Regions from separate parts of the Homo sapiens genome. Here regions 2, 3 and 4 are each linked to region 1. A link is a loop called in an ENCODE intact Hi-C map of the cell type or tissue named here. Cell type or tissue: A673. All regions are shown on one strand.

Region 1 (8,000 bases):
TGCTAGGACCAGGAGGGCTGCTGCTTTAATGGCTTCAGATGGTGGACTCCATGATCTGCTTTTACTTCTTTACTTCTTTTCTACAGCCACTGTACTCCATGTATTATAACCTGTCTTTTAAAACATTAATTCTTCCCATCAAAACCCTGCCTTCCACCATGAACCCCTATAACCAATGTGATGTCCCAAGATGGGAAACCCAAGTTCTCATAGAAAAGGAGCTAAATTTTGGCAGCTTCTTGTATGTTTTGGGCGAGGGATTTGGGGTTTGTAATATTAAATCCTGTTTCTGCCCTTTACATAGTTCCCTTTGCATCCTGATATTTTCTCTGGCACCATGCACAAGAAACGGTAAGTGACATCCTTGTCTCACCGCATCCCTAGCCTGCCTCTGGTGCTCTGTGCCTGTGCATTTTTCCCTCCACACCAGTAGTCTAGCAAAGAATAGAAACTGCAGGTCACTCTGAGCCAAGTCACAGTTGTGTTTTTATGCCAAGCCTTGAGAGAAGGGTGTTGTGGGTTTCACTTGCCAATGGCAATAGAAATTGATTGCAGGCAGCAGCCAATAACTAGGGAAAAAAAAAAAAAAACTCCACCAAGTAGCTATAGCATTAAGGAATGCTGAAATGTTGATCGCCTGTGGACTTTTCAGCTCTGCTGGAAGTAGCAGGATCAGCAGGAATTTTTTTTTTTTTAATTAAGGGATCTTCTATATACTTATGTCTCTTCTGCTATATTTCATGTTTTGTCTTTAGTTTACAAAGTATGAAGCAGTAAAAATTGCTTTACTGTCACTAAGAATCTGGAATTACTTCATAGAAATTATACCTGCTAACATATACAACTTGTAAAATCACAACACATTTACTTAAACCAGTATATCTTTTTCAGAGCTCCAATAGCCACAGTAATCATTGTTTCTTCCTTAAATTTTTCACCATGGCCATTTGCCCATTGATGCGTTTATTTGTATTTTAAAGTACTCCAATCTCTTTCACCACTTTAGATTGAGTTTTCAGAATGTGATCTTTCCGTTGCTATGTGAATCAGAACATGCTGGTTATATGCAAAGATAATATGAATGGCACAAATATAAAGTTTAGTTTTGCTGTCAGCCTAGCTCCTCTGGAATTGCTAATTTCTCTTGACAATTATGTTACTGACACTTTCTACCCATCAAGGAGGAGTTTCAATCCTAACTAACTCTAAAGTGTCATTCATATCTTTCTGTATATCTTTCTTCATTTAGATATTCCACTCCCCCAACATAGCAAAGTATAATCAAATGGACAGCAGAAATGACTAGATTAAATTTAAAACAAAGCAACGCACAACCACACACAATCATATTAGAAATAGATAATAAAAACAAATTCGGATTTTCTTTATGTTCTCATTTTTGCCATTATTTGTTTAAACATTGTACAACATATCCTGAAATCAGCAAATGTAGTCTGGAGAATCCTACAAGCACTGCATCATTATTTATTATAGCAGTAAATTTAAATAGAAATCAACAACAAAAAAGTAATAAATAAGAGTGTTGTGAATTCTGTACAATTTGTTAATTCACTTCACAGGACTTTTCCACTGTTTTTAATGCAGAGTGAAATTTACTACTGCCACAGTGGAATTGCTAGAGCCTTATAGAAAACAACATATATGCTTAGCTAAAGACTTTTATCTAATAAAGTAATTTGAAATTTTCATTAGATTCTGGTTTCTGTGGCAGCAAATGTATGCAGTGAGGTCATTCTGTCTAGACAAAGTCTATTTAATTTCTTACCCCAAATCAAACAAATTAGTTATCTATAGATCTAGGCTTATTCTACAACATCCAATATGGTTCCTTGCACCTGGGTATTTTGACTCCTACAACGAGATCACACAGCTTTATTTATACCTCATTGCCCTGATGGCCTTCCAGCCCAATTTCTAGTTTATCCAGAAATTTTATTTACTTTTAATAATATAACCTTTGCCAATCAGTTGATAATTTTTGTTTGACAGCTGCGTTGAAGTATTACATTACTTTTGAAAAATAACAATAACGGAATTGAAATATATTTATGAGTTTTTAAATAGATGAAGGTTTTAATGGTGGCAAATATTTATAATTACTAATATTTATTTGGTTAACTAGTGTTTTGATGTAGGCATCTAAGTGTAGTAGAATAATAGTAAGTTGGCTTGCAAAATATCACCTAAAAGGGAATAAAGATTACTGATCATAAGATTTCATAAATTATATAAATCTTTTATTGATTTAATTTACTCACATAAAGTTATATATAAAAATATGCTAGTCTCTGCTAGCATATGGAATTTTTGGTCCTAGCTCTTAGCATGTTTTATTGAGGGCAAGATTTTTGGAATTTTCTGTTTATATGGAAAAATTACAGCAAGGCTTTTGTTCATACACAAAACTGCAGTCGGTAATTTGTCCCCTACTGTGGAAGAGTTTAATTCTGTGGATAAGATTTTCTTAAACTCCATTTCTTAATATGATCAAAAACTAAGTTTTTCTCAAGCAAAAAATGGTTACTTTTTAATTATGAGGATTTTGGCCACATGTTTGTCTTGCCTGAAGTCCACTTAACTGCTTTGTTTGTTGCTGCTTTGAGTTCCGATTGTTGTTGGTATTTCCTAGTATTCTGAAACCCTGGGCTATTTCCGACTAAAATTACAATGTGTAGTTATTAATTTCATCAGATTTGCAAGGTACATCCTTCTAAAAGGGCTTGTACTGTTGAGAAATATAATCAGGTTTCAACATTCTTATGACTTTTAATATACACTGTATTTGGTTGTTTTTTGTCCATCTCAGCAAAAGCGTATACATATATTTAATTTTATTGATCTTATTTTGTTCTGTTTGGCGCCAGATATAATTTATAGTTGTTATGACTGAAGTTTAATATGTTAGGTCATGCATTTTTGTTGGTGTTAGTTTTTCTGGTCAGGGAAGGAAAGGGTGATCAACGGTAGGATCAACTAAGCTTTGTTTGAATTTATCTACTCTTTAAAGACTCTATAGCCTCATTCAATATTAGAGTACTACATTTGGATGATAGTAATGTGCAAGTTTAAACATTATTGTTAAAATGGGTATAAACATAATAAAAATTAAAATATACTCAGAAATTTCCAAAAATCTTGCCTTCAATAAAGCACATTAAGAGCTAGGACCAAAATTTCATATGTTAGCAGAGATTAGTATATTTTCATCTATAATTTTATGTAAATAGATTAAATCAATAAAAGAGCTATATAATTTATGAAATCTTATAATCAGTAATCTTCATTCCTTTTTAGGTATCACTTTTACAATCCAACTGACTGTTATTCTATGATAGTTAGATGCCTATATCAAAACACTTGCTAACCATATGAATGTTAAAAATTATAACTATTTGCCATCATTAAAACATTCATCTATGTAAACTCATATTCTTCCTAATTATAGTAGGTTAAAAGCTTTCCTAATTTTTTGTAATTAAATCAATCATTATTTTTATACTTCAAATTTGTACTTATGTAATTATGACAATTTATAAGGCTACATAAAACCTAAAATATTGATTATAAGATTACTGTTTTAGCTTGTGGGGTTATCATCTAAGCTGGATTTGTATATTGAGATGAATTATACTTTCATTTAGTATGCTGTTAAATAATATTTTGCTAAATAACATTTTAATTTTTGCATCCATTAAATTAAAATAAATATCCTTTTTTTTTTTAGTAACAGGGCATTTGATAATTGAGTGCTATCCCTTTGTTTTCTAAGCAACGTGGTAGTGGTAAGATACAGACAATAGTAGAATGCCTGGAATCAAAAGTGGTATTGTTCACTTATTTATTCCAAAAGAGGGCAGCAAAAGTCTATTTTATATAATCTTCTGCCATGTGCAGATGCCTTCTGGTCAGTGGTTATTTTTGCATGACTCATTCTTATTTTAAAATCAAATATCCCTTTCCTCTACTCAAAATACAAATTGAAAATAAATAACAAAACCAATTTATTGTGAAAAATATTTAGAAGAACATAAAAACAAAACATAATCTTACCTGAAGCAGGTAATTTATCAAAAGAAGAAAATTCTGCCAATTGTCATGGTTTTCTTTGTCTCACTCTTATCAAATGCAATTAAAACTGGAATCAAATTGTTTTAGCCTTCATTTATTCTATGTTCTTATCACTACATAGTCACTGAAAAAATGTTTATCTAATTGTACATAAAGCATCAACACTGTATTTCTGTTATAAAATTATTGCTGATTTTTAAAGAATAATTGTAATTTTAAACAAAATTTTGGCATCAAAAAATGAGGAAACCTTTTGACTGAGAAATCAAATGTGATTTCAGTCAAACTTTAGGTGCATAAGTTACTGCTCTAATGATGGTTAACTTGAAATATGTTTCTGTTTATCTTTATTTTGTTGAGTTTCTCCTTAAAGAAACATTGAACCCTGAACTCACATTAAAAGAAGCATCAGAAGATTGGGCTTCAAAAATTTCTTCCTTTCTTACATACAGTTTTTCAGGCTTCAACTTTTTATGCTTTAGCTATGTGAAAAGTTGTCCTTTCATTTTTTTAATAAAATAATCTTAAAAATATTGAGCATGCAATTAGATGGCTTTCAAATCTTGGAATTGAAACTAATGAGAAGTAGGAGAATGAGGGTTGCAAAATGTCTGAAATGTCAACTATCTTTAAGTTGCTGAAAAACAACATGAATTTATAGTCATTGGCTAGTACTTTCAAGAGGAATGAAGGAAAATAAATAGGGAAAAGAGAGCATATTGTGCTGAAGTAGACTTTCTTCATGACAATGTCATCCTTTGATAATTGATATGGTTTGGCTGTGTCCCCACCCAAATCTCAGCTTGAATTGTATCTCCCAGAATTCCCACGTGTTGTGGGAAGTACCCAGCAGAAGGTAATGGAATCCTGGGGGCTGGTCTTTCCCGTGCTATTCTTGTGATAGTGAATAAGTCTCACAAGATCTGATGGGTTTATCAGGGTTTTCTGCTTTTGCTTCTTCCTCATTTTCTCTTGCCGCTGCCAGGTCAGAAGTGCCTTTCACCTCCTGCCATGATTCTGAGGCCTCCCCAGCCACGTGGAACTGTAAGTCCAATTAAACTTCTTTTTCTACCTGGTCTCAGGTATGTCTTTATCAGCAGTTTGAAAACAAACTAATACAATAATAGTAATGAAATGCCAAATTTCTCACACATTAACTTTCTCTATTTTGATTTAATTTTTTATTTGGTACATTTACAACTTCTGGAACCATCTTATCTTTCATAAGTAACTACATCCTAAGCTTTTTACTTGGTAATGGAAAAAGCAATTCATAGACAACTTCATGCACTAAGTATTGCATGTAAAATGATAGCATGGTATGTAGCACACTGTAAGTACTCTTTATTATTATTATTACTTTATAACTATCATCTTTTCTTATCTGAGCACAGAAACGCACTTTCATAAGTCATCCTGCAGAATGTTTCTTGACAAGCATGTGTTACGTTAACGGGAGATAATGGGATAGGATTACCATGAGCTAGCAGGTGTGTTTGCACAGCCCAATGAATCCATATTTATAGACAACATTTATTGAGCATGTATTATGTGACAGGCACAATGCTAAGTATGTTATGTGTATTATATCACTTAATCCACCCAGGAGGAAACTGAGGTTTAATAGTAGAGTGATTTCTTGTTGTGAGGGAAAAATATTGATCTGCATAACTTTTAGGTGAAAAAGAACTAATTCAATGCAAATAGTGGAGTTGAGAGTTCCCCAGCCTTATCTTTCTATTCTGGCCTGGGTTTTTACTCCACTTGAAGTGCTCAATGCCTTCTCATTTTTCTCACTTTTTTTCTTACAGCTTTCAACCTATGTTCTCAGGAAAAGATCAAAGTGTAGCCCTATACTCTTTAATGTAATTTTAAGTTACTATGTTACTTTTCCAATACTTTGCATTTTAAGACATCTAGTATTGTGGATTGGAAGTTTTGTCATCAGTTAAGGGGCATTCTGATATAAATCAATAGATGGGAGAAATATTGGGTGGTTTGGGGAGGGTTGTGGTGGCAGCAAGCTGGACTTTCAGTATTTTCCAGTCACAACATATGTACAAGTACCCTTAAGACAATAGATAATTGCAGTCCACACAATCAGGCCTAGTAGCCTGGGCTATAGTACATGCTTAATAAATTGTTGAACGGGTAAAAAAATACATATGAAACATTTTACACATATTGACTAATACAACCCACACGATAATCCTGTGAAGTAAATATTGTTCTTATTTTCATTTTGCAGCTGGGAAACCTAAAGCCAAGAGGAGTTAGGAGGCTGCCTAAGGATGGTAGAGGGAATATTACAAATCTTGGCATTCTGGCTCTATAGTCTAATGCTCTTCACCTTTGTTTTCTGTTTCTCACTTTCTGTCTCTTTCTGTTTTCCAGAGTTTCATCCATCCTTGGTATTCTTCACATCTTAATCTCTACTTTCTATGTAAAGGATATCATATTATTCCTTGGTCATGACTACTAATTAAAGTGCACAAATTTAAATTTCTGTATCAACTTGCTATTGTATTTTCAAGCATCTACCAACATCACATGGGTCTCCCAAAACTTCTCAACCCCAGCAAGTCCCAAGCTGAATTTATTATCTTCCCTGCCAAGCTATATTCTTCTTTTTTTCATCATCCACTAACCTATCAAATATTTAAAAAACTTATGGTTGTATGTGGCTCTTAATTCTCCCTAACAGCCTACATCTGTTGAATTGCCAAATCTATCCTTTTAAGGTCTTTACACCTGTCTTTTTCCCTCTCCTTCTCTACTGCTAAAATCATTATTCAAACCTTCATCTTATATCACCTCGATTATCACATGACTCTTTTAATTGCTGTCACTGACACTGTCTTTTCCCACTAATTCTTTTCCATAGTCTGTCACCATTGTTATCCGAAAAATTATTCTCTCATAACTTTACCTGCTTTAAAACAAGCCATCAGCATCATGCCATTACCTACAAGATAATCTTCCTTTTGTGGCATCTAAGACCTTCCACAGAAGTGAGGGGTTCCTTTGTCAGCATCTTCTTCTGCCTCTTCTCCTGCACGTCCTCTCCTCCAGCCCAACACGGTTTCACGCTTCTCTTGGTGTGCTCCTCTTTCACATCCCTGGACCATTGTTCACTCTCTTTCTTGCCTTTCCTGCCTTTGGTTTGCTCTTGTACTCCTAGAAAATTAATTTATCTTTATAGCCCTGCTAAAATTCCATGGATTATTTTCCTAATACCTTCAGGAATAATTACTGACATTCCATGGCATTTGAAGTTTTAATTATTGAATTTTCATTTTGAGATGTTTGATGAAAACAAAAATAGGTAACACATAAGAAATGAAGAAGAATTATAATTGAATTGTAATTCCATCAAACACCTGATGAACTAGATTATGAAAATTCTTTTGAAACTACCTGGATGTACTTCCTCACTGCCACCAACTGCCTCCCATCAAATTTAATCACTATGTTGAATTTAGTGTTTATATTTCTTTTGCTCTTTAAAATAGTATAACTAGGAATGTATGTGTCTTTAAAAATATAATGCGTATATTTTTGAGTCTCATTCAAATCCTATCGTATTGTATATTGTCTACCGCAGTTTCTTTTGCTTACTCAAGACTATATTTCTAAGATTCTTTGGATATTGCCTATGGGCTGAGGGTAATTCATTTTCACAGTTGTATTATATTTCATTTTAAACTATGTCACATGTATTTGTATTTTTTTTTCTGTCTTTTTTTTTGAGATGGAGTCTTGCTCTGTTGCACAGGCTGGAGTGCAATGGCGCAATGCAACCTCTACCTCCTGGGTTCAAATGACTCTCCTGCCTCAACCTCCCGAGTAGCTGGGACTACAGGCACCCGCCCCCACACCCTGCTAACTTTTGTGTTTTTAGTAGAGACGAG
Region 2 (8,000 bases), 1.2 Mb after region 1:
ATAATGATGCTGATGTCTCTTCTGTTTGTTAATAAAATGAATACAATTTTCTTTAGAGACTACTGGCTTTCTAAGGCAGAAAACAAAGTTTCTGATACATACACACAAGTCAGAGGAAACTTGAGATTAGCAAAACGTGTTGCAGAATAAATTGGAGGAAAAAAAAAACAAAAACTCTCCAAAACAACAAAACCAAACTCAGAAAGTTCCTATGTTGTTTCAGTCTTGTCAATTTGGACAATTCGCTCATTTTATCAGTTACCAGATTTTAATGTGAGAAAGGAAGCTGTTCAATTATCTAAATATACCAATTGTTCGTAGACAGATGATGGGCAATTTGATCTGCTCTAATTCATCAGCTCAGATAAGATAAGAAAGAAGAGACAGTTAGATGTCACCAAAGGGTTAATATTTAAAAAGATTAAGTTTCCGGTGTTTTTTCCAAGGAATATTTAGGTTGGTTTTAAATTTTTCTCAGAAGGAGGTCTTACCCCAAAAATAAAAGGAGCAATACCTGTACTCGCTCTTTCAAAGTACATCTCTAAACATGCTTCGGTCAAACTTTTATTTCACCTATTGCATTGATGCCACCAAAGAATTTGTAAGCTACTAATTTTAAAAAGGACTAAAACAAACAGAACACTGCACTATACAACAAAAATCAACCCTATTTTAAAGCTAAAAATCCAAACTTCTCCATCTTTTTAAAATTTTGTTTTGTAAGGGGGAGGGTGAAAGAGGAAAATAATTTGTGCATCATAAACTCCAAGAGTAATTAAACAAGCCTCAATACCCCGGAATTATGAATACCACTGTTAAGGGTTTTTGTTTTTCTCAACTAAAGAATGAAATGAACAGCATAGCTTGATTTTTTTAACACATGTACAGGGTAACTTTGGCTTGTATGACTACACTGAGGCAAACTTCACAAAAAGACAAAGCCACACCAAATAATACATAAAGAGTGGGGAGATTCAGGGAAATCCCACAAAATTAAGAAAGAAGTGTAAATGCCATACCTGATATAATCTCTTTTACAGTAGGTTTTCCCATCCCTAACAAAGCATGTACAGCTCTCGTCCAAATACTGATTACACTCCGCACATTTCAAACATGCCGCATGCCATTCCAAATCCGGAGAAACCCTCAGAATATACTGATCGTGAATCTGATTGCCGCAACCAACACATAGGGAAATCAGACGTTTTTCTGAAATGAAAATAAATACATGATTGACTAACCGTTTACTTCCTACAGAGATAAACACACTTTTAGTGTCGTTCTCTTATAGGGCGTACTCTGGGAGGTTTTTTTCTTTCTTTCTTTCTTTCTTTTTTTTTTTTTTTAGAGCATTGCACTTTGGGATGGTAATTGAAATGTGCCATCAAAACCTTGACTCATTTTTAAAAGGAGGTGGAATATATGTAAAATGCAGATTGGAATAGTCTACATTTGTACGCCTAGCACGCAATCAAACCCGCTCATTTTGTATTTCTCCCCCCCCCCTTCCTCTTTGCTATAATCATTGGGAAAGATTATGGATAAGTCAAGTCAAAGAAAAGGTTTTGACTAGAAGCGTTAAGTGAACGCAGGGATGTCTATATTTTCCGTGAAGCGCGCTCTTAAATAGCACACAGGACTGGATATTGTTAGCAAGAGCAGGCATAAATACAGTTGTCACTCGTTCTCTTTTGCAAGTCTAATGCTAATTCACATCTCTGGGCATTGACTGTGCAGGCAGACCTTTGCAACATAATAACCTTCTCGGAGAGCTCAGGATTCCCCAGGAGGAAATCACCGCTTAGCACCAGAAAGCTAGAGCTTTGGAGGGCACACAGGCGAATTCACACACAAGGTACAATCAGTTTCCCGAAGATAAGAACCGACAGTAAGCATGCAGGCGTGGCGGCAACAAGAAAAAGCCACCTTTTCTCTTTCTCCAGGCAATGACTCCAACTCCAAAGAGCCCTTGGCACCTCAGCCTGTGCCTGAGAGAGAACCCCGCACAAGAACAGCACACCGAGCCCCACAAGGTAAAATAGCCTCTTACTTTTTGGTGGATCTCCCATGTCTCCCATATCTGTAAGAGGGAGTAATGTCCACAGTGAAATGGTGGTTGTACAGTTGGTGAACAGCCCACAGAGAGGATGCTGGAGCTGTGGCTAAGTGGGAAATATTGGCCCCTGGGGTTGCCAATGCTGAAAGAGCCGCTGCTCGGCTGCGCCGCGCCCTCGCGGATCTAGGAGTCCAATTTAAGCCGGCGGAGTTGGCGGAGCGGAGGCGCTGCGGCGGCGGCAGACTCGGCGCGGCTCGGGCACCTCTCTTCCTTATCTCTTACTCAAACTTCTCTGCTCCAACTCAGCTCCATCGCCATTGGTCTGACGCAGCGCGCGGGGACGTCAGGCGAGCGCCGCGCCCATTGGCTGCAGGGCGCGCGGCGCAGCTGTTCTGATTATCATATTTCAGCCTCGCCGCCGCTGAGCGCCACTGACCGCTCGGCGAGCCAGCGGGAGAGGATTAGGGCTCCCGAGGCAACTTGCTCGGGGCTCAGGCCGTTCTCCCCCGAAGCTCGGGCTGCCGGGCTGTTCTGGCTCTGGCCTCCCTCTCCTCCTCTTCCTCTTCCTTCTGTCCCCTCCCGCGTTCCTTCCCGGCCGCGCCGCCTGCGCCCTCGCCTCCTGTGGCGCTGCTCCTCCGCCCTGCGCTCCTGGGGTCCCCGCAGTCCGGCTGGCCGCGTTGCGCGCGGGGCTCACTTTCTGCCGCCGGTGGCGAGTGGCTGGTGGGTAGGTCTACCTGTTGACGAGGTCCCTCCCGGGCTCTAGGAAAAGGGGGGAACTTGGAGCAGGCCGTTCAGCTTGGTTTGGTCCCCACGCCGTGGTGCACATCCCCGGGGCCTGGCCTGCCTTGGCTGCTCCGGAGGGCTAGTTCCTCCAGAACTGGCTGCGCTCGGCGCGCTAGGGGAAGAAGAATCGGGAATGGGATGATTAAACCCAGAGGAACTGTTTCCTGACTGCTACACCATTACTCCGTCTCCCCCAACCTCAGATATCTAAAAACGTTGGGTGGGAGGAAAGGGGCGCTTCTTGCTGTTGGGACAATCAGGTTGGAACGCACCGGTAAACCGAAGTTGACTCCGCGGACTGACTTTTTGTCTTTCAGACCCGCGAGGTCTGCTTCTCAGTTTAACTCTAGAATTGAAGCTCACTAACCCGAAGCCAAAGAGCGAAATGATCTTTCAGTAGTCTAAAGTTTGTAAGATTTTTATATACTGTTCAATTCTTCTCACTGCTGGTCTCCTGCCCTTTGTTTTTAAGCAAACTTGTGCAACTAGCTGTGGTATTTTGGTAATTATAAGGACAAGTCTCCATGACTTTGTGGAGATTTTTTAAAAATGCATTAGTCTAAGGGCGCGAGTAGGGAGGGATTTATTACAGAACAGTGAAAGACCTATTTCACGTCCCCAGGCGTTAATATATAATTTTCTCTCGAGAAACTACTTGGAGAGAGAAGACTGTTAGGTGCAACTCGCCGGTAACCTTCTTCAATCATTCTTACATGTTCCCATCATCTGTTACGGTCTCCCAAAGACAGTCACAGGAAGGCCACGAAGAACCCCCGCGCTTCCCCCAAAGCTTCTAAAAAGCCATTTCTTATCTAATGGGGCTGCCAGTTTTATCTAAAAAGTCCTACAGACACAAACCATAGAAGGCTTAATTTCGGTGTCTTGTTGCTGTGAGAAGACCCGGTGTGTTAGGAAACTCCTTTCTTTATATCTTTCGCAAAATCTAACCCTTGATAAGAGCTGTAAATCCTGGCCGGCCGCATTGGCTGGGCTTGAACGGGTAATGCCTCTCCAAAGCGGAAAGGGAATCAAAGATGCGTAAGTTTCCTCCTGACCTAGCTGAGGCTTTCTTCCCCAGGAACTAGTTTTGATTTGTTTTTTCTCAAGGAGGATTTCAAATTGGATCTGTCTTCCCTTCCATTTTTATTATAAGTTGTTTTAGAGCGCGTGTATGAAAGCGAAAGTTGGATAGACCTAGGTTGATAAGTTTACCAGTTGTGTGGTGTGTGTTTTTTTTTTTTTTTTTTTTTGGTCTGTTTCTAGTCTCTGGTATTAGATGTATGGAGCCTTTTGTCAGGCTGCTTTTGCAAAGCTGATGCTGTTAATCTCAATACGAAGCAAATCTTCCTAGTATTTGTGTGTGTTTCCCATAGAGATAAACATGTTGACCCTAGTAAAAAAAAAAAAAAAAAAAGATACCACCACAATGCCAGAAAATAGAGTTTTACCTAGTCATATTCCATCATGCCACTTTTATAAGATGGAATTAAACACCAGAAGCCACCAGAAGCCTGATGACTTACATTTGAGATCCACAAAGCACCCTCACTATCCATCCTCCTTCAAACCAGCCCCCACCTCCCACCCACAGTGTGGTATTTTAACTCCCTAAACCAATAAGCTATTACAAAGAATTATTGCAGATGATAGCACTTCCAAGTAGAAAAGCTTGCATGCGGCTTGGGGGAAACCTTTAGTAATAGACAATTTCACCTTAATGGTGAAGACAACATTTTCCTCTTTTCATTCTGCACCATTGTTGTAAACAAGTATTTTCTTAATAAGTTCCTAAACTGATAGAAGCAAGACGCATGGTGAAGATACCAGCATTAAAAGGAGACGTTTGAGGGACCCCACCATGATGGACATGCTCTGAAGTTCAGTGCATGTATCATGACACATTTTGCATTAAAATCCAAGTTAGAATAGCAGGCTTTGTAGTTTTACTTTACCTTGAAGTTCTAAATTGATCATGGATTATTATGATTTCCTCAGCTGATTGCTGTATGTGGATTTAGTGCATCAAATATATCTGTAAAATTTTGTATACATAAAACTGATGAGCAATTTATCCGTAATACTTGATCACAGGAGCGACCTCTTGTGTTCAAAGCGGGGATTAGACCCTCTCCTCTCAAAAAAGGACTCGTTTTGACCTTTGTATATTGTTAGGTCAAAAATATATCCTTGAAAACGGCAATAGTGTGAATCTCTGGTTTGATTCCTTTACTGAGAAAATGAGGAGTATGAGTAGTTATTAAGTGTAGTCCCCATCACCTCCAGGCTGCCTCAATATATCTGACAGTGTCTTTCAATATAAAAGGGATACTGAAATTTAAGTTCCTCTGGAGTCTGTGGCATCTGCCCATGTGCCCTTGTATACACCTTCCAAAATGTGGCTGTTACACCCAACCTCCTGATGGGCTCTTAGACTTGTGTTTTTGTGTACTGTTGCTTTCTCTGCTTTAGTTACCATTTAAACATTCCACATCAAACTTAATGTCAGATACAGATTCCTGCACAAACATCATGCTCTCAAGCTACATTTCAAAAATCTAAATAGGTTTTAATTGCAATTGAAAGGTAAAATTACACATTTAGCATTTATTTATCTCCCAATAACCTCTGGCAGATATAAATGAATTTTAAGTTGTTTCTTTGGGAAATCACAAACAGTAAGACAGCTTATTCCTTCTCATCTAACCAAGACTGGGAAGGGAAGAGGGGCTTTGATCAGCTTTCCAATGGAGGTATAAATTTGAGAATTTATTCCCAGGGAGATGATGCTATATGTTTAGCTCACATCAGAATCAGGTTTGAAAGAGTAGAATAAGTTACACTGCCAGTTTTACTGAGTAAGGTATTCAGATGAAAAAATATGTATAACTGAAGGATTTATATTTTCTGATGTCCACATCATATAATTTGGGGGCCAAAATGAAACAGGAAGATTTTATTTACCTCTAAAAATGGATATTGAGTAGATGCGTATGTATCCCCTTTCCCGTTTTTATCTTTTCTGTGTAGTCTCTAATGATGTAGAATAAGGCTATATAAATCCTCAGTATCTTTAATCATGTCCAAGGGTCAGATAAAATTATGTGCGTTTAAAGGGAGTTACGATTAACCATTTATATTCCACCGCGAACGGGGTGTGGGTGTTTAGAACCAATTTGCGTCTCTTCCCGTTGGTGGTGGTGGCTTATTGAGGAACAATCAGGAGAATCTGTGCTCTAATTTCAGAGAAAAGGAAGAGATACCAGTGGGTATGAAATGATTCTCTTTTTCTTTCCTTTTACTTAAAAAAATACTAAGCAATGATAATAAAGGCAGTTGTTAACAACAACAAACCTTTAGTTGTGATTCTTATTCTGATGCCTAGGACTCCTGCTGCGATTGTGGTTTTGTTGAGTGTCAATTGCTTTATTAACCAGATAAAACAGTCTGGGTGAATTAGCAAGAATTTTCTCTGCACGCAGAGCTTCCTAGCCTTACTTTCTGAGTTCAGGTAGTTGTTTCTGACACCAGCTTTCCTGGTATTTCTTGGCAGACGACAGGCCAGAAGGCACCGTTCTTGTGCGGTCTGTTGCTCGGTTCTCAGCCGAGATAGAATTTCATGCTCCCGGCATCGGGGCAGCTGCGAAACCACAAACCTCAGTTCAGTCCTGAGCATGCGAAGGTCCGCAGTTGATTGCAGGGAGGCGTTCGGCCAAGCGAGGACGGAAATTTGTATTCTCCCTTTAAAATTGTGCTTCTGAAAGTATTTACTATGACTTATCAAAAGCGGCTGGCAGTGTCAAGTGAAACCTTTTTCTTGCTTCCCCCTGCCCCCTAGAACTCCTAAGTGACCAGGAACAGACGATTTTTAACCGAGTTCTGCTGCGTGGAGCCCAGGTTGGCGCTAGTGAGTGCAGTGTGCTGACCCAAGTGGTGGTGGCCCAAGGACGCGCTGACCCGTACATTTGGCAAAGCTTTCATTAAATGTATCAGATTCTCGCGGAAGTGGTTGCAGTCCGGAGAGTGAAACAGCTATCTCTCAAGTCCTGACCGGTTCAGCTGAAATCTACATTTGCACTGAATCTGGCAAAACACGGACGGGTCCGCCCGAGATCTCAGGAAACCCAGAGCAAGTTACCTCCATGTAGTTGATCATTCTTTCTGAAAGGACGGACACCATTTACCCCACTGCAATCCTGTCCAACGGGCAGCTCTGAGTTTAGCTTTAGCGCCAAAGGATTGATTTCCCCCACCCGCTGGAGATTTACTGGGGACGAGCGGGGGAGGGGAGGCGAAGGTACCTCGGAGGAGGTCAAGTGGGGGAGGAGGAGGAGCAGCAGAAAATTACCAGCCAAGCAGGGGAGGGAGTTGGAAGCCCGGAAATATACCAGGATGCCTCAAGTAACCTTCCTTTAAGTCTCAGAATTCAGCCCTCGGAAAACAGCCTCATAAGGTGTCCTGGGAAGGAGTCCTCGGGTGGGCTGCGGAGGTGATGTCAAGAGTTACAGCTACTTTATGAATTAAACTGACGGCTAAGGCATGTCGGGACAGTTTAGTGTAAGCTGAATGGTGCGTGGACGGGGCAACTTTTAAAGAGAGGTGGGCAATCATTGGTGGCATCTACCAGTATATTCTGCATGTAACAGTAGTTTGGAAGCTGAAGAAAAACCCCTCAAATCCCAGTAAATGCCCGGTCAGTTCGAGAGAGATTTTAGGGACAATTTTGAAGGTCGCTGTCTGCTCCAACTCCGCAGAGATGAACAAGAGTGTGAACTCTGGCGCGGGTGTGTTTAGAATTATCTACGACTTCAGATCCATGCTGTTGAAACTCATCAATTCTTTGTGACTTCACGTGGAGAGAAGAATTTGCCCTGCCTCCCTACCTGCTAAATGCCGACTGAGAAAAGGGGCCCAGGAGACGACCCCTTTCAGAAAGAACGTCACTTCATCAACTCGGCTGAGTTATTAACTTGCTCCCCGAAAGGTCAACAACGCCTTCTCTTCTCAGCCGCACCGCGCGGAGATCAATCGCTTTACCCTAGGTAGCCTCTTGTTCAGGGCTCAGGAACTCCTGTCTTAAGGTCCTTCTGGGGCTCAGAAGCTGTGTTGTGTATGTTCTTTCCAAGAATCCCACCTGTCTGCTTTCAAGCACACACGGCGCTAG
Region 3 (8,000 bases), 200 kb after region 1:
TCGCTGCCCCCACACTGCCCTTCCAGACTCCTTTGGTTACAAAAAGTACTCAAGGGAATTACTAGATGTAATTGTCTTATATGTCCATTTTCTGTTTCTCTCTGTTAAATACAGTGTGCAATTTGTTTCTTTCATTTATTGAGTAGCCACTGATTGCCAGACATCATGATAGAATCCAGACATACAATGGAGAGCTTCCATTCAAGTGAAGGAGACACGTAATAAATAAGAAAATAATATGATAAATGAGCAAATTAAAGATTTTGGAGAGTGATACAAAGCAAACAGGGTGTTGTGGTAATAGAGTTTTGAAAGAAAGTACTCGCAGGTGGCAAGAGTTTACTTGGCATGGGTCAGCCTCAGGGAAGGAATATCCTTTATTTGAAAGAATAGTAGAGGCCAGCTAAGTGAAGAGCTTGGCAAGGACACTGAACAGAGGGAACGGCGGGTGTTAACACGAAGCCTCAAAGGATTGTTTGATGATATGTTGAAGAGATGGACACACTAGATGAGGTTGAAGAGGTTGGAAGCCTCATATATATCATAGAGAACTATGCAGAGAATGATACAGAAGAATTTCTGTTCTTTTTAAAAGTTATGATAATAAGCTTTGATAAAATATTAACACTCTCTTGGGCGCTTAGGTAATAAAAGGCCTACAAAGGTAAAATATTTTACTTGGGCCAAAGTCTGTGGCCAAAGAATAATATATTTGTGTAAAACAAACTGGCTGTAAAGATGATCATTTGATAATAAATATTGATTTAGTGTTATTGTATCTATTTATAGCCTTTACTTTTATGAGAAAGATAATTACATTTGTTAAAATATATATAGTTGACTAGATGTAAATATACCTTTCACAAACAGAGAATATGTCTCTTGCTATAATCTTGTTTAGGCCTTTAGTTTGAACAGTGTTGCAAACATAGTCCCTATCTATAAGATGAGGAAAATATAACAGGGCTTTGAAAATCAAGTTGAATTATATTTTGCCAAAAGATCATGAACATATATCAAGACTTATCTGTGCAGGTGGTTCTTGTACAGGAAACAGCATTATACACAGTTTGACTAAGGGTCACAAAGGAGTAAATACAGTTCTTTTTGAACTTGACAATAATTTATTGGAATTTAGCTTACTTTAAATAACAAAGTGGCAGGCTAAGCCTCAAAATTCTCCATTGTATACACTCATTTCTCTGACTTGACTCATTCTGAGAATAAACTGGCTCTGAGGGAAAGAGGAGTCTGTGTTGAAAGATGTATTATTAAGCCTTTGCTAATACTAAAGTAAGATGCTTTTCCAAGAATCTTGGTCTAAATTTTTTCTTATATTTTGGAAATTGACTGTAATTCAACAGTCAGGATTTTGGAAATGGGGAGTTGTTGATCAAAAGGTACAAACTTTAAGTAATAAGATGAATAAATTCTGGAAATATAATTTACAGTATGGTGACTATAACTAATAATAATGCATTGTATACTTGCGATTTGCTAAGACAGTAGATTGTGTTTTTATCACTCACATACACACAAAAGGTAACTACATAAGGTGATGTATATACTAATTAGCTTGATTTTGGTAATCATTTGACAATGCAGATGTATATTAAATCATCACATTGTACACTTTAAATATGCATAATTTTTATTTGTTAATCATACCTCAGTAAAGCTGGAAAAAGTCTATCTACAGTTTTTAAAATAAAGTGTAATGTAGAATTTGGGTAAGACTTCAGAATTATTATAAAATGTGTAAGCACATAAACATCAAATTATACCCTAAAATTAGAGAGAGAGCATTCTTGAGTTGCTTGAATTCTAATATAGTCTTTTGTTCAATGTTGTTTTGTTTTTGCTTCTTGTGTTGATTGTTTTTCTTACCGTTACTCATGATAGGATAAGCAGGGTAGCAAGATGTTAAAGAACAACAACAACAAAAAGCTGGGCGCAGTGGCTCACACCTGTAATCCCAGCACTTTGGGAGGCCGAGGCAGGTGGATTGCCAGAGCTCAGGAGTTCGAGACCATCCTGGGCAATGTGGTGAAACCCCATCTCTACTAAAATACAAAAAATCACCCGGGCATGGTGGCATGTGCCTGTAATCCCAGCTACTTGAGAGGCTGAGGCACGGGAATTGCTTGAACCTGGGAGGCAAAGGTTGCAGCGAGCTGAGATTGTGCCACTGCATTCCAGCCTGGGTGACAGAGTGAGACTCTGTCTTCAACAAAACAAAACAAAACAAAATAAAACAAAACAAAATAAAACAAAACAAGAAAAAAGAAAAAAAAAAGACTTTCAATGTTTCAATGACATTTTCTTTTATGTGTGGATAGAAAAACATATTCACAAATATAAACATAGTGAACTCAATATTATTCTAACTATATTCTCAAATCTGATTTTTTAATTGAAAATTACATACTAAACAAATAATTCATGCAAAATCAGAACCTCCCATTAGGAATTGCCTATGTAATTCATTTCATGTGTTTTCCAGGATTTATCTAACCAGTTCCCCTATTCCCCTTTGGATGAACCGCAGGCTATTTCAGTTTGTTCATTAACTGTAACGCTCCCATGAACATCCTTCTACGCATTTTTTTTAAAGCACATGCTCTGAAGTACTGTAATATATGCTCTAAAACTGATGAATTGTTTTTTCAACATACAGATGTTACATTCAGCAGAGAATAAACAATGGCTTAGCCCCAAACAGAGAGGTGGCAGCATGGAGAACAGGATTGATGTTTGGAATATTGTTCTTAAGGGGCTAAGCACATCATCCAACACTGTCCTGGATTCGAGCCCCATAGTATTAGTGACAGATTCCCCAGGCCACATCTACATTGATCTTTGTGGAACATATAACAACAGGGAAAATTAGATAGGTAACCACTCGGTGAGGTTTGCGTTGGTGCATCTATCAATTATTTCACCCATTTAACTATTATCTCTCTTCTTATAGAGATTGCTTTCTTTTTTTCATGCAACAACACTATTAGTCTAGATTTCCACAGTGCTCTCAATTGAATCCTTAATATTCTACCTGTGGGAACAAAAGACATTATAAACTGACACTCACAACATTGGATCTTGGTTTTTTGTCACTGCTACTTGTAGCCATATATCTTCAGAGTTTTGATAATGACTGAGATGTCAATTGTCAATTTTGAGGTAAAGTAATAGGGATTTATTGCCCTTTAGGTTGATCGAAAGCTGAAGTAAATAACACATTATCCTTGATTTTTAAAGGTATTTTGCTTAAAAATAAATCAGTTCAAAATGTGTTCTCTTTCTTGCAGCTGAGTGTAACAAAGTCTGGTGACAAAGAAATGTAGTAATTAAGTAAGTGGAACAGGTCAAACCCCTTAACCATTAGTAGGTGGTATTTCTTTGTTAATTTTTGAATTTAATCTAAATTTAAACAGATATAATTGCCTTATATATTTATCTTTAGGTTACAAGTATAAAATCCATATGGATAGCTATAAGTCTACCGCCCAAAGTGCATAATTATCACATCCAAATAAGGATTGAAATGAAGATAAATGTATTTTAAACATATAGGTGCATATTTTTGAAAATTCTCTTCTTTTTAAAAAATGTGTCAATTGCAGTCACCTGGAATGAATGAGTTTCTTATTTTATAAATAAATTATACATTTCTAATTCTAAATAAAATATTGTTCTCTAATGCATGACAAAATAATAATTGAGTGACAAGCTTTGTTAAGAGAAAACATAGTTTTTAAAGCATATAATTTTGTAAAGTAGTCATGGATGGGAACATAAAATAGTTATTTACATTTTAAATGGAGGAATGCACTTTTTTTTACTGAATAAATGTAGTATTCCTTCACACTAAGAAGGATTGGTAAAATAACATACATTCTTTCTAAGTTTTATAGTTTATTCAAATATGTCAGCAATTAGCTCTTTTAGAAAATAATTCAACTGAAGCAATTGAAAATAGTTTAATGACTGTGATGAATATTACAGGAAAGAACTTCAGTCTTTGTGATCCATCATCTACAAAGAGTTCTCAGGTACAGCCACAATTTGATAGATTGAAACAAAAAGTTTCCTTATAAACACCTTATCAGAATTGGACAGTAGGGGACGATATTTCCCTAGTTTGTGTAAAATAAAGCAGCAGTTAAAAGACAAAAATAATCTTTAATGGGCGATATAGCTAGCCAAAAGCAAAGGCAAATCTGAAAGAAATTATGAAATTAAACTCACATTTGTTATAATACGTTTCTTTGTGCTTGTTTATCAAAATCAGCTTTTGTTCCTTGTGGAATATTTGGCTGTATTGTCATCAGCATTTTTTGTATTTAGATTTTATAAACACTTCTCATTAGTGTTATTTCCACTATATCTTCCCAATTAGAATTTTCCATAGGGGAAGAATATACATTAAAAAGGGTTTGGTTTGAATTAAACACATTTATCTTTTAGTTTTGCCAAGAGAAAAGAAAAATCAAGAGGTAAAAACATACCAGAAGAAGCGATATAACTGGTGATGCGTCTATAGAATTAATATAAGTGCTTTCAATTCTATTCTATGTAGTAACCTGGGGAAAAAGAATCTTATCAAAATTATACATGTTTAATTGAGTTTGTGGTAAGAGATATAATTGTGTCAAGGAATAGTTCTAGAGAGTTTTTATTGGATAGGCCCAGTTTCACAAAAATTAATGGCTGAAAATACATCCATATTTATGTAGAGAAAAAAAAAGTATGAAATAGTAAACCATTCCAGAGTAGTTTTTGGTATGGTTTTCAGGTTGATTTTTATCCTGACATTGCCATGAAAATTGAAAGCAGCAGTTTTACATATAATTTTAAGTAGCTGGTATTTTATTAGTGAAATTATGTTTTTTCTGGTATCAAACATTTTTGCCATATGTTAATGAACTATTAAAATTAATACATGATTTTGGCTAGAAATTTCATAATTTTTATTTCTGTGCTTTTTCCAGAAACTAGATTTCTATTTACCATTTCAATATATAATATTGAAATACTTGTGAGTATTAAAGCCTGATATACATCTCAAACTTTCATAGATTTACTTACTGTGAAATATAATCAAATTTATAAAACTTACAGGAGGTAAAAGACATTGAGGTACTTTATAAAGGCAAAGTCTGTGGATAATTGTTAAAACAATTTTTCTGATAGCTCAGTTAATCATGGAATCATACACAAATCATGTAATCTCTATACATTCTAATTTCGGTGATTGTTTGTTAGAGGCCCAGGAAACCAAACCCAAATTTTACCCACTTTATAAGTGTCCCACTGGATGGTTTTTTTTTTTTTTTTTTTTTTTTTTTGGAAAGTAAACCTGATTTGGCTAAAATTACTGAAGCAAATCATAATGCAACGCAAAGATAATTTACTATACAAAAGTACAACCATGGTTTAAGACAAATTTCTTATAGTGATCCAAACTTAGCTGGAAAATATATACAATTAATGGCACTTACATATGACATATATGTAACAGATCAATAACGGTAAAAAGGTTATTAAACAAGGAAGTAAGAATATCCAAATTAAGCAGATAGGCTAAGAGCAGCCCTCAAATGGCATGCTTATCACCTAACTTCTCTCATTCCTGAGGAGTTTACAAACCAAGAATAAATATTCTAGAGTAAAGTATGAAGTATAAGATTGATTATAACTTAGACCTTGTCAGGACAAACACTATATATACACCACAATATGTTGTGTTCAACCTTTGAAAGCCTTTTCAACCTTGTGAATACATGAAACATAAGCTACCTGTAATTATGAATTAATAGTGTTATTGAACACCTATCAGATTCAAGGTTTTTGTGTAGTTATAAGGAAACCCTTTGACCAAAAATAATGGCAAAATAGAATCCCTTCACTACCTTTTTAGGACCGTGTGTCCTTTGTTTTCTGAGCTAGTCCAGGATATTTGCGTGAAAGTTTAAAGACACTTGAATAGAGCTTTTAAATTGGTCTAACTAAAAAATAAGTAATAGGTTTAGAGAAGTTTCTTTCTATAAGAACAACAGTTTTTGCCCTACAGGGAGTATTTGGCAATGTCTGAAGATAGTTTTAGTTGTCACAGCTTGGGATGGCAGGAGAGGTTACTACTAGGAACTAGTAGGACAAGGCCAGGGATTCTGCTAAATCCTTTCCTTTCCTCCTTAACAAAGTATTGCCAATCTAACATGCCAATAGTGCTAAGGAAGGAGAATATTCAGAAAAAAAGAGAATTCCTTCTGCTACCTTTGAAGTCAAGTGGAACATAGCAGTGAGAATTAGGAAAGATTTGTTCACCGGAAGCAGATTGGAGAGCCCCTGGGAAGAGTCCTATGAATATTTTTTAAATAAAGTATTATGTGCTAAGATATGCTATCCCTCCTTGTGAGTTACAAATCTTCAGTAAAAGTACAATATGCTGGTTGTTGTTGATTTCCCTTCACAGTCCTTTGAAGGGACTGAGTTTTATAATTAATGCTAGTTAATCCATGAAGACACAAGAGAACAAATGCAATTTGATTTGATATTTAGTTAGTGCATCCCAGTTCACTGACAGTGCAAGTATTGTAATATTTTCATGTCAGCTGATAAATAACTGCTAACTTATACCTCTAAATGATCTTGTCCTGACTACCCCTATACCTCTCAAAATCTAGCAGATGAAGAGATGATGTCTGATATAACTGGGGGCCAGAAGCAGATTCCAATCCTGCAGTCAATGTCCTCTAAGATGGTTTGTGCCTCTACTATATTTTGGTTAAGTATTTTGAACATTACTCCTAGCTAAACTCTTAATAAAATCGAACCCCAGTTCTCAAAATTTGGCAACCGAAGGTCAATCTGCATATGAGATCATGTAGACGGTAGTGAAAACCTTCACCTTGTGAAGGTTGGAGATTCACAAATTGAGATTGTTCATTCTATTGACAGACTTGAAAGTGTTGTTTTAAATTTATTAACTAACATGGCAGGTTTTTAATGAGAGATTCAGTGTGTGAACAATTGCTTACATGTCAGTATGCTAGTTTTCTAAGTAAAGCTAAGAATGTTTCAAGTAGCATAATATTTATTTGCTTAGTTTAGAATCCTTGGCATGAAAATGCTTTGAAAACACTGGCTTAGTTTCAAAATAATAAACATGTCAAGGAATGGAAATCTCCTTAAAAACAAAATGAAGATAAGATTGGGAATGTCAGAATTGAGCTGTACAAGTGCTCAAATCAATTATTTCAAATGCATTTTCATTATCCAAATTCACTTGTGATATTTATTTGTAAGAATTGTTTATTGTTGCTATAAAATTCATGACACAGCACCTTGGATTGGTTTGCATTTTTCTCTACAGAGAGATATCTGAAATTGTGATAGTGAATTAGCCAAGGTAAGACAGAGGTCCTGGATGCAGAAAGGCTGTGAAACTTGCCCATTGTGTTTAGGAAGACAAGGCCAAAATGTAACCTGGACCACAAGATTGTATGTGGTAAGTACCTTACTGTGGTGTTTGAACACTTATTTTTCTTAAAGGAGTAGAAATTATTATTATAATTATCTGCATGAGATAGTATTCCTGTTTCATTACGTTGTAGAGCTAAATGGCTTTTCAATGGAATACCAACCTACATAGCATATGAATTTAAAGAGTGTCAAATTCTGTTACAGAGGTTGGGTAAAGAGATAAAAATCTCCTTTAACAAATGGATATTTAGATGATGAGCCTGATAACTTAGAAAATATCAACGTAGCAAAACCTCAGAAGAGATCAGGTGGTTTTGATAATGAATGTTTGAATTAAAATGATTTTCTATTGTTGCTTTGATAAAAAAAAAACTAAATAAACTTTGCCTTTGGCCCACATTACACCCAGCTCTACACCCAGGCCTCTTCAAATTGCTCTGACAAAAACACTCACTTATACACACACATACATGTCACCATGCTTGTTTTCAGAGATCTAGAAAACCCCAATACCA
Region 4 (8,000 bases), 96 kb before region 1:
GAATTATCTCAACGCTGTGATGCTCCTGAAAACTAGACTAGTAGAAATCTCCATGATAGATATCAGAATGCAGTTTATCCAAATGCAGAACATGTCCTGTTCCTGTCAATTAGGGAGAAGATAAGATATTTCCTAAAGCCTTTATATTTATTTTGAGAGGCCCAAATCATAGTTTTGTAATCCCTGAGAAGCCACCAGTAACAGATATTTTGAATAAAAGCAGAGTATCAGCCCCTGCAAAAACTAGATCCTAGACAAATTGAATTTTTATAAAACTTAGGCTTTCTCCATTTGTTCTCATTCTGCTGCTAGGTAATCCAGACACTATCTTGTCCTTCAAATTCTCTTCAGCAAAGGCCCAACTAATCTTCACTTATGTGTTAACTGTAGAGGGGTTTTACCTTGCACAAAAATAATCTGCTTTTCAGTAAGGACCTCCTGACAGTCAAAGCATTCCAGCTTTGAAGTGAAATGAGTGAATCTAGAATGTTGGCAATTCAGGGCCTTCAAAGAGAAAGAGTGATATTTCTGAGGACACTTTTGTGTTCCTTGAATGAGGATCCTGTGAATGGCCCCATATTCCATTGAGGCCATTCCAGTCCTATGTGTGCGGTGAAGTAACTTCCTGCCTTGCCTCCAATCTGCCCCAAGCACTGTCAGCATTACAGGGCTGGGCATATAGAGTTTATATTTCTACTTGGAAGGGCCTTGAAAGATCCCTTAAGAGAGCTATTACAGTCTTTTGTACATCTCATTCTTCTTTCAGAGTCTACAGTGAATTAGGAATTGGGGAGCATTCTGTTTCTCCCCTAAGGGTGATTAAGAATCCTCAAGTTTCTTGAGGATATAAAGCTATAACCTTCTTAATGGATAGAAACTTCATAAATCTAATCCTGACTGCTGTCGCATATTACTTCCAAAGTTTTTTTGTTTTGTTTTGTTTTTGAGACGGAGTCTCACTCTGTTGCCCATGCTGGAGTGCAGTGCTGCCATCTCGGCTCATTGCAAACTCCGCCTCCCGGGTTCAAGCAATTCTCCTGCCTCAGCCTCCCAAGTAGCTGGGATTACAAGCATATGCCACAATGCTTGGCTTTTTAAAATTATTTTTATTTTTTATTTTTATTTTTTTATTTTTAGTAGAATCGGGGTTTCCCCATGTTGGCCAAGCTGGTCTTGAACTCTTGACCTCAAGTGATCCACCAGCCTCGGCCTCCCACACTGCTGGGATTACAGGCATAAACCACTGTGCCAGGCCTATTTCCAGAGTCTTCTATGGGTATCCTATTATTTTAGAGAACTTGAATCTACATGGGACTTTTGGATTTGATTCCGTTTGCTTATGTATCTGTTTTATTCAATTGCTATCGTTAGTGGAAGGAGTTAATAACATAATTCGTGAGGAAGAAAGCCTGGTAGAATTTTAACAATAGCAAGAAACAGTGGTGTGCTAATTTGGTCATTGTACATATCCCAGCTTGGTATCTCAATTTTAACAATAGCTCATGTGCTAAGTCATGCATACAGATGTTGAAGATATGACCTCAGGAGATCTTTCAGGCTGTGAAGACTATTATACCTAGTATAGTTTGTTACTGAGTTGCTCACCCCCTCTAGGAAGCAGCTAATTTGTGCAGCACACATGATCTTTTGCTTGTTGTCCAAGAGTACTAGAATACACCTGATTTCTAAGGCAAGCTTTTAACTTGCAGTGCTAGTCTCTAGATATAACTTAAGATATTTAAGAAGTCATAAAATGACTTTTTTTTGCTATAAGATGAAAAATTTTTATCTCGTATATAGTATGAAGAGTTGGACATTCAGTTATGCATTTGAAATATGCAAGAATGAAGGCCACTTAAAAAAATTTGGTCTGTTTTTAAAATATGAAAACAAACTAATAATCTATCTTAGTATGGTATATAGTATTGCATACATCTGAAAATGGTATCATATTTTGCTCAGCTGGAAATTGCCCTGGTGTTCAAAGTGTTTTTCATATAAAAAGATTAAACAATATTTAGACTCATTTTTAAAAATAATTTTAAAACGCTCATTAGGGTATACTTTTCTAACACTAGATTGACTTAAAAACCAAATCTTAGCTTGCAAGAATTAGGGTGTGACCGTATAATTCTTGCTCTTTTTCTTTCAGTAAGAACATACAGTCCTATTGATTCCTTTATTAACTTAAATATTTATTTTATGTTATTCAAACTAATTTAAATGTGAAAAGTATGGATTCCTAATAATGATACGAAAATAGGTCAGAAAGCTCCATCCTTCCTGCTTATATCAGCTTATAGAAGCATGTTCTCTTCAGTTTCTGTAGATCTGTTGTGTGTTAAGGCGCGGGCAAGGGCTAAGGTAGCAATTGTTTCCTACTCCTTGCACAAAATAGGATCTGCACATTGTCAACAGGCTGGAAATAACCAAACAGCAATGATTATGATGAATGGCTTTATCTGACCAATCTTATCTTTTCCAAGCTTAAGCAAGCTTTAAAAAATGGAAATCCTTATTCAGGCTTTGCTCCTTGCCATGATCTAAGGCAGAGGCCTCCAAAACAGTAACCTATAATTGGGGTCTATGAAATGGAGGACTTCCCACAGTAAAGTAATATCTTATTCTGCTTCCTGCATCTGCTGGGAAGTCTTTAGAGTAAATCTAACAAATGTTCACAAGGAACAGTTCCAGAAAATGTTACTTTCTCTTTAAAGGAGATGTGACTGTAATGAGTATCTCTCTCTCTCTCTCTGTCTCTCTCGCTCATCACTTACTGATTTGCTAGAATTAGATGATACAGTAAAATGAGCTCCATGGCATGGAGGTTGGATTACTTATTTTTATAAAATTAGCTTGTTAATAATGTATATTTCTAGTCATGGAATTTCCTACTATGTTCTTTTTGGAACCTTTGTCATTAGTCTGAAGACCTGCTGTATCTGTTCTTTCTTCTGGATATTTTTCAGTGACCTTTGACTAATCAAAAGTAGCATTTTGGCCTGTTCTAGCATTAGGTAATAAAAATGAAACCCTTCTCCCCCCAGTAAGAGAGCAATTGTAACTCTATATTCAATTGCCAAAAATAAATAATACTATTTATTTCTATAGAAAGAACTTGAAAATAATAACATCTATAGTTTTAAATTAGAGGTCCACATATAACAGAATAGTATAACACAAAATGGCATGGAATATTTTAGCACAATAGTAGAAACCAAGAGATGTGAGCTCTATTAGGGTAAATGACTAGTCAATGACTATAAGCCCTTCAACAACGAGGACTTCTGTTATTCTTATCTGTGAAGTTAAAAAATGGGATTGTAGATGTACTAAATTATTTTTATATTATAAAATTACATAATTTACTGTGAGATTTAAGTGGCACATCCCTTTTTGTCCTGTTTTGAGTATTAAATAAGATAGCATATGGAGAGTCCTAATGTGGTGCCTGGGACTCAGGAAAGAATCGATAAATGGCAGTGATATTCCTTATGATTTTGTGAATTACATTTGTCAGTTAAAACATGTTACTTTAACAATAACCACAAGATGGCAGTATTCACCTTCATAGTTAAGTTTTTTTCTATTAAAATGCTGCGGAAGGAGTTGGGTGTATTGTTTTAGCGACTTCCAAGTAGAACAAATGAAATAGTTTTCTCACTTGAAAGGAGAGCAGTTTTAAGATTTTATGTATGTATATACACACACATCAGTTTCCAAGCTGCTAAAGATTACCTATCTTGATACATTTTTCACCTAACCACGTGTCTTCTGAAAAATTCTGAATACATTTTGGTCCCCTTCTATGTGGACTGATGCTTCTTGGATAGTGGATTCTCCTTCAGCCTTCAGGTCTATCTATGAGGATAAAACAGAGAAATAAATTATAGTTCAAATTTTGCACTTTGGCTGGTGAATCCTGGGCATAATTTGAGTAGTATGTGACACAACCTCAAAAGCAAGGTTATTTTTTAAATAACAATTTTATTTTTTAATGAAATGAAGGCTAGCTAGCTAGAAAACATAATCTTAGTTTAAAGAGTCATGAAAGAGGAAATCTGTTTAAAAGATTAAAGCCATTTGAAATGTATAGACGATTATTGAGTAGGGGAAAATGTGTTTTCCTGTGATGGTGTACATTGCACATACTTCATTCCAGTACGATTAGCATGGGAGTGTCAGTTCTTACTAAGAAGAGTTGGAACTCACACATTCATCATCACCGTGTTATTTAAATTGATTTTTTTTTCTATGGTGGATTTCTTTGTGTTTGAAGGGTCCAATTTGGTTCAGAAGGAAACATTTGACAATGAAATATGTAGGAGCCACTTGGCTAGCACATGACATCAGTTAAGTTATACAGAAACTCAAAATTAAAATTCTGATTCTTTCAAATGAAAAATGATCTCAATTTTTGTTTCCTGTGAGAGGTTTTTTGTATAAATTGACCTGTATAGCACCAAAATAGTAAGATGTCTTACAATTAAGTTTGCTCATAGAAAACATTAAAGAAAATGATTTTTATTAAAATAAAGATATACATTTATGCACATTTTTAAAAAGCACTGTAAAAAAATGAAGATCTGTAAATGAAGGAACTCTGGAGTGACACTTGCCCACATTGAGAACATAGAAACACCATTGATACATTTCTTCATATTTATAAAATTACACAAAAGTTATATATGGCGAATGGAGAATAAAACCATACCTTTGTTGGAGTATTCCAAGAGTATATAGAAGTATAGTGTATATTTTATCTATAGCTCCTCATTGCCCTTTTTTAATGAAGGTAAATGATAGACATTAATTATTCTAAGTTGGAAGATGAATTAACTTAGAAAAATAAAAATTGCTTCTAAACTCTGTTAAATTGTTTTGATGCAACCAACTTACTCCCTTTCTTCCTCCCTCCCTCCTTTCCCTCCCTCCCTCCCTCCCTTCCTTCTTTCCTTTTCTCTCTCTTTCCATTTCTTCTTTCTTTCTTTCTTTTCTTTCTTTCTTTCTTTCTTTCTTTCTTTCTTTCTTTCTTTCTTTCTTCCTTCCTTCCTTCCTTCCTTCCTTCTTTCTTCCTTCCTTCCTTCTTTCTTTCCCTTTCTTTCTTTCTTTTTTCTTTCTTCTTTCTTCCTTTCTCTTTCTTTTTAACTCTTTTTCTCCCTTCCTTCCTTCCTTCTTTCCTTCTAAATCAGCCAGCATCATAAGAATTCTGAGAGCTTTCAAAATCTTCAGCTTAGCTCTAATACTAGCTCAACTATAATTATTGTAATTAAAAACAAAAAAGAAAAAGGCAAAGCCACAGATTTAACTGTTGGTAAAAACAACAGCTTGGATGGGAACAGTTTAGATGGGAAGAGAGTGGTAGTGGTCACCATCGAAGTAGGTCAAGAAATCTTATCTGATTCTCTGGTAGTATAAAAATGTAAATTGGTGATATGCTTCAGTAATGCCTTATTTGATATGATAAAGTATTTTAATTTAATTTGATTAAAGTCACTTTAACTCAGCACACACTATGTAGAAGGCTATTCCCTCCAAAAATATATTTTTTTCTTCTTGTACTTGGCTAAAGTATAGTGAATAGATTCCTGGATAAAGAGCCTGGCATTTTGAGTTACTGTTCTGGCATTTACAAAGCCACTCAAATTCTTTGCTAATGTCTTCAGCTTCTTATCTGTACAATAAACATCTTTTGCTAGATAATCTCTGATGTCATGGTCAGAGCTCACGTTCTAGATCACCTAGACCAGTTTATTTTCAAGACTTAGTTCTATATAATTTTAAGATTTTCTCAGAAACCATATAGGGGCTGCCTTTGCCGAAATGGGTATATACTCCTGGCCAAGTTTCAGCCAGAGCAACCTCACCTTTACCTTCACTCATGTTGTACACTAGGATAAGAAGTAAGCTTTTATTTGAAGAAATTCTCTACCTTAAAATGGTTGAGAGCCACTGATCTGGTCTGGATTTTCCTCTCCCCTCATTTTATAGAGGAAAGACAAAGATCCATAGAGGTTAAGTGTTAGGTTTAGGTCACATCGTGTAAGTAAAACTCCACCCAGAACCCAGGTCCTGACCTCCAGGTTACAGCCCTGCACCTCCACTACCCTTCCCTGCATTTTGTTTCTGGTGGAGTTAGGCTGGTACCTCTGTGCATTTCAAGCATGAATCGCCCACTTCTTCAAGAGGTTGTTCAGCCTACTGAAGAATGATATCTTCTTTTCTCTCTTGGCACCAGTATTATGGAAAACAGAAACTTATTCATTCTTCTCCACTCTGTTTTAATGTACTTAGTAACAAATGGCTTCAACAAATTCTGTTAGCTAATTGTTGTTATAGAGAATGGTTCAAAATAATCTGTTTCAAAACCAAATTGCTATTTTCAGCAGATGTCACCTAAGATTTAATAGCTTGAGACCATCCAACCCCATTCAGCAGATCCAATATTATACATAGAGTGCATTTTTGCAAACTAGAATAGAGCACAGTGGGAAGTAACATGGCTCAAAGTAAGACTTGAATGGATGCTTTATTATGGCCATGCTCTAAAGCATAGAACTCCTAGGTCTTGATTGCATATTTGTCAGTGTGTTGGAGCAGACCCAGTGATGAGGTCTGAGGAAATTCTTTGCTCTGCCAATATGGGTTTATTGACCCACCTCTGTGTGGAGGTGTGCTGACCATCTATTCAGCAATAAACCTTGATTAGGCAATTTAGTTACTACAAGAAACCTACTCAGCTGATTGTCAAAGAATATGCATTTGCCCTTAATCAGCAGCTGAGAATGTTTGCACTGCAAGTTCTAGCCAGAGAACACAATTTTGAATTCTTTGCTGTTCAATTCCTATCAAAATCTTGCTTTTGAGAAATTATAATGAAGGAGGATTGACTGAGGCTATAAAAGCCATTGAATGTATTTTATAGTCTTTGTATTACACCATCAGAATGTTGCATACTTACACTATGTAGCCTCTTCTAAAATTGATTTAAATCAATTGTATCGCACATGTGACATTAGCTTGCATGGAATAAACAAAGGAACCCTACTTAAAGTTCTTAAAGGGGTATCACTAAGGAAGTGGGTTGTTACATCTCATAGTATGATTTTAATGAAAATTTATGGAAGAAGTTCTTTTCAGATCTCTGGTATCAAGAAAGCTATCTGTACCTAAGTTTAAAAAGAACTCTTATGAGTACCACGAATGTTTTCACTGGTTTTATTTCATTCTTTGCTTTTACTGCTAGGAAGCACTGAGATGAATCTGCAGCCCACCTCTATCATATATATTAATAGGTGCATTTATAAAATGCATTTTTAAAAAATGTGCTAAATATTTTTTCTTTTTCAATGTTTCCCCTTCATATGTTTTACCTTATTATTTGTATTATGAGAAAAAGTCATAGATTTATTTCTTTTCCAGAACAATAAATACATATGAACATAAATAATCAAATCTTGAGGTTTAGGATAATAAGTATAGGCACCTGAGTATTAATCTGGGTGTCTGTCTGTGCTATCTCTTGTCTTAGTCGCTGCCAAGACATACTACCTCTAAATCTCCATTTGTTTCTCTTTTTCCATATTTCTAGTTCTACTTCTACTGACACTAGAGCTGCAATTAAAGAGAGAACTGACTGTGTTCTCTTGTGGTCGGTGAGAATAGATGTTAGCAGATCCCAAGAATCATGTCAAAGGTTTATATGACAAAGGGAAAAATTGTTAAATCGATGCCTGGAAAGAAGGGAAAGGAAGAGGAGAGGACCTGGGAAACTGTAAGACTGGATACTTCCTTGGAGGGGAGGTAGGAAGGAAACTTTGGAACTATTTCCCTTAAGAGGCAGGTATGCAATTTAAAGGGCAAATTAGTTATCTGGGTGATGAGCGTTGCACACCTCTGCTCTGTTTCCACTTGTAGTCGCTAATAAATAATCTCAATGTTAATTATAGGAGTGCATTTTTTTGTGGAATTTGAGGGGATGGGTTTCCTGTCTGAGGCCG

The links. A loop is a pair of places that touch in the nucleus more often than their neighbours do. Peaks named below come from ENCODE experiments on the same cell type or tissue, not always from the same donor. Only the 100,000 strongest peaks of a DNase experiment are listed, where the experiment ranks them.
Region 2: it touches region 1 in a loop (5-fold over the local background); 3 of 110 quality-filtered maps call a loop at or near these places.
Region 3: it touches region 1 in a loop (8-fold over the local background); 3 of 110 quality-filtered maps call a loop at or near these places.
Region 4: it touches region 1 in a loop (4-fold over the local background); 2 of 110 quality-filtered maps call a loop at or near these places.

The regions. Positions count from the first base shown.
Region 1 is chr5:52,556,442-52,564,441 of GRCh38, reverse strand. No RefSeq gene overlaps it. Among named protein-coding and RNA genes, the nearest start is that of ITGA1, 230 kb to the left of the region's middle. In A673, a CTCF peak has its summit at 3,866 (motif pointing right); a DNase peak (open chromatin) is centred at 3,871.
Region 2 is chr5:51,377,750-51,385,749 of GRCh38, reverse strand. It overlaps ISL1 (ISL LIM homeobox 1), which reads right to left and starts at 2,302. Exons shown (of 6, transcript NM_002202.3): 1 at 2,051-2,302; 2 at 1,020-1,209. The coding sequence starts at 2,078. It overlaps ISL1-DT (ISL1 divergent transcript), which reads left to right and starts at 2,418. Exons shown (of 2, transcript NR_046243.1): 1 at 2,418-2,776; 2 at 6,675-8,000. RefSeq lists enhancers at 65-248, 65-593. In A673, a CTCF peak has its summit at 4,962 (motif pointing left); DNase peaks (open chromatin) are centred at 1,130, 2,379, 2,899, 4,939 and 1 weaker place; H3K4me3 peaks cover 4,666 bases; H3K27ac peaks cover 2,883 bases.
Region 3 is chr5:52,352,630-52,360,629 of GRCh38, reverse strand. No RefSeq gene overlaps it. Among named protein-coding and RNA genes, the nearest start is that of LINC02118, 350 kb to the right of the region's middle. In A673, a CTCF peak has its summit at 4,123 (motif pointing right); a DNase peak (open chromatin) is centred at 4,129; H3K27ac peaks cover 750 bases.
Region 4 is chr5:52,652,940-52,660,939 of GRCh38, reverse strand. No RefSeq gene overlaps it. Among named protein-coding and RNA genes, the nearest start is that of ITGA1, 130 kb to the left of the region's middle. In A673, a CTCF peak has its summit at 3,565 (motif pointing right); a DNase peak (open chromatin) is centred at 3,589; H3K4me3 peaks cover 700 bases; H3K27ac peaks cover 993 bases.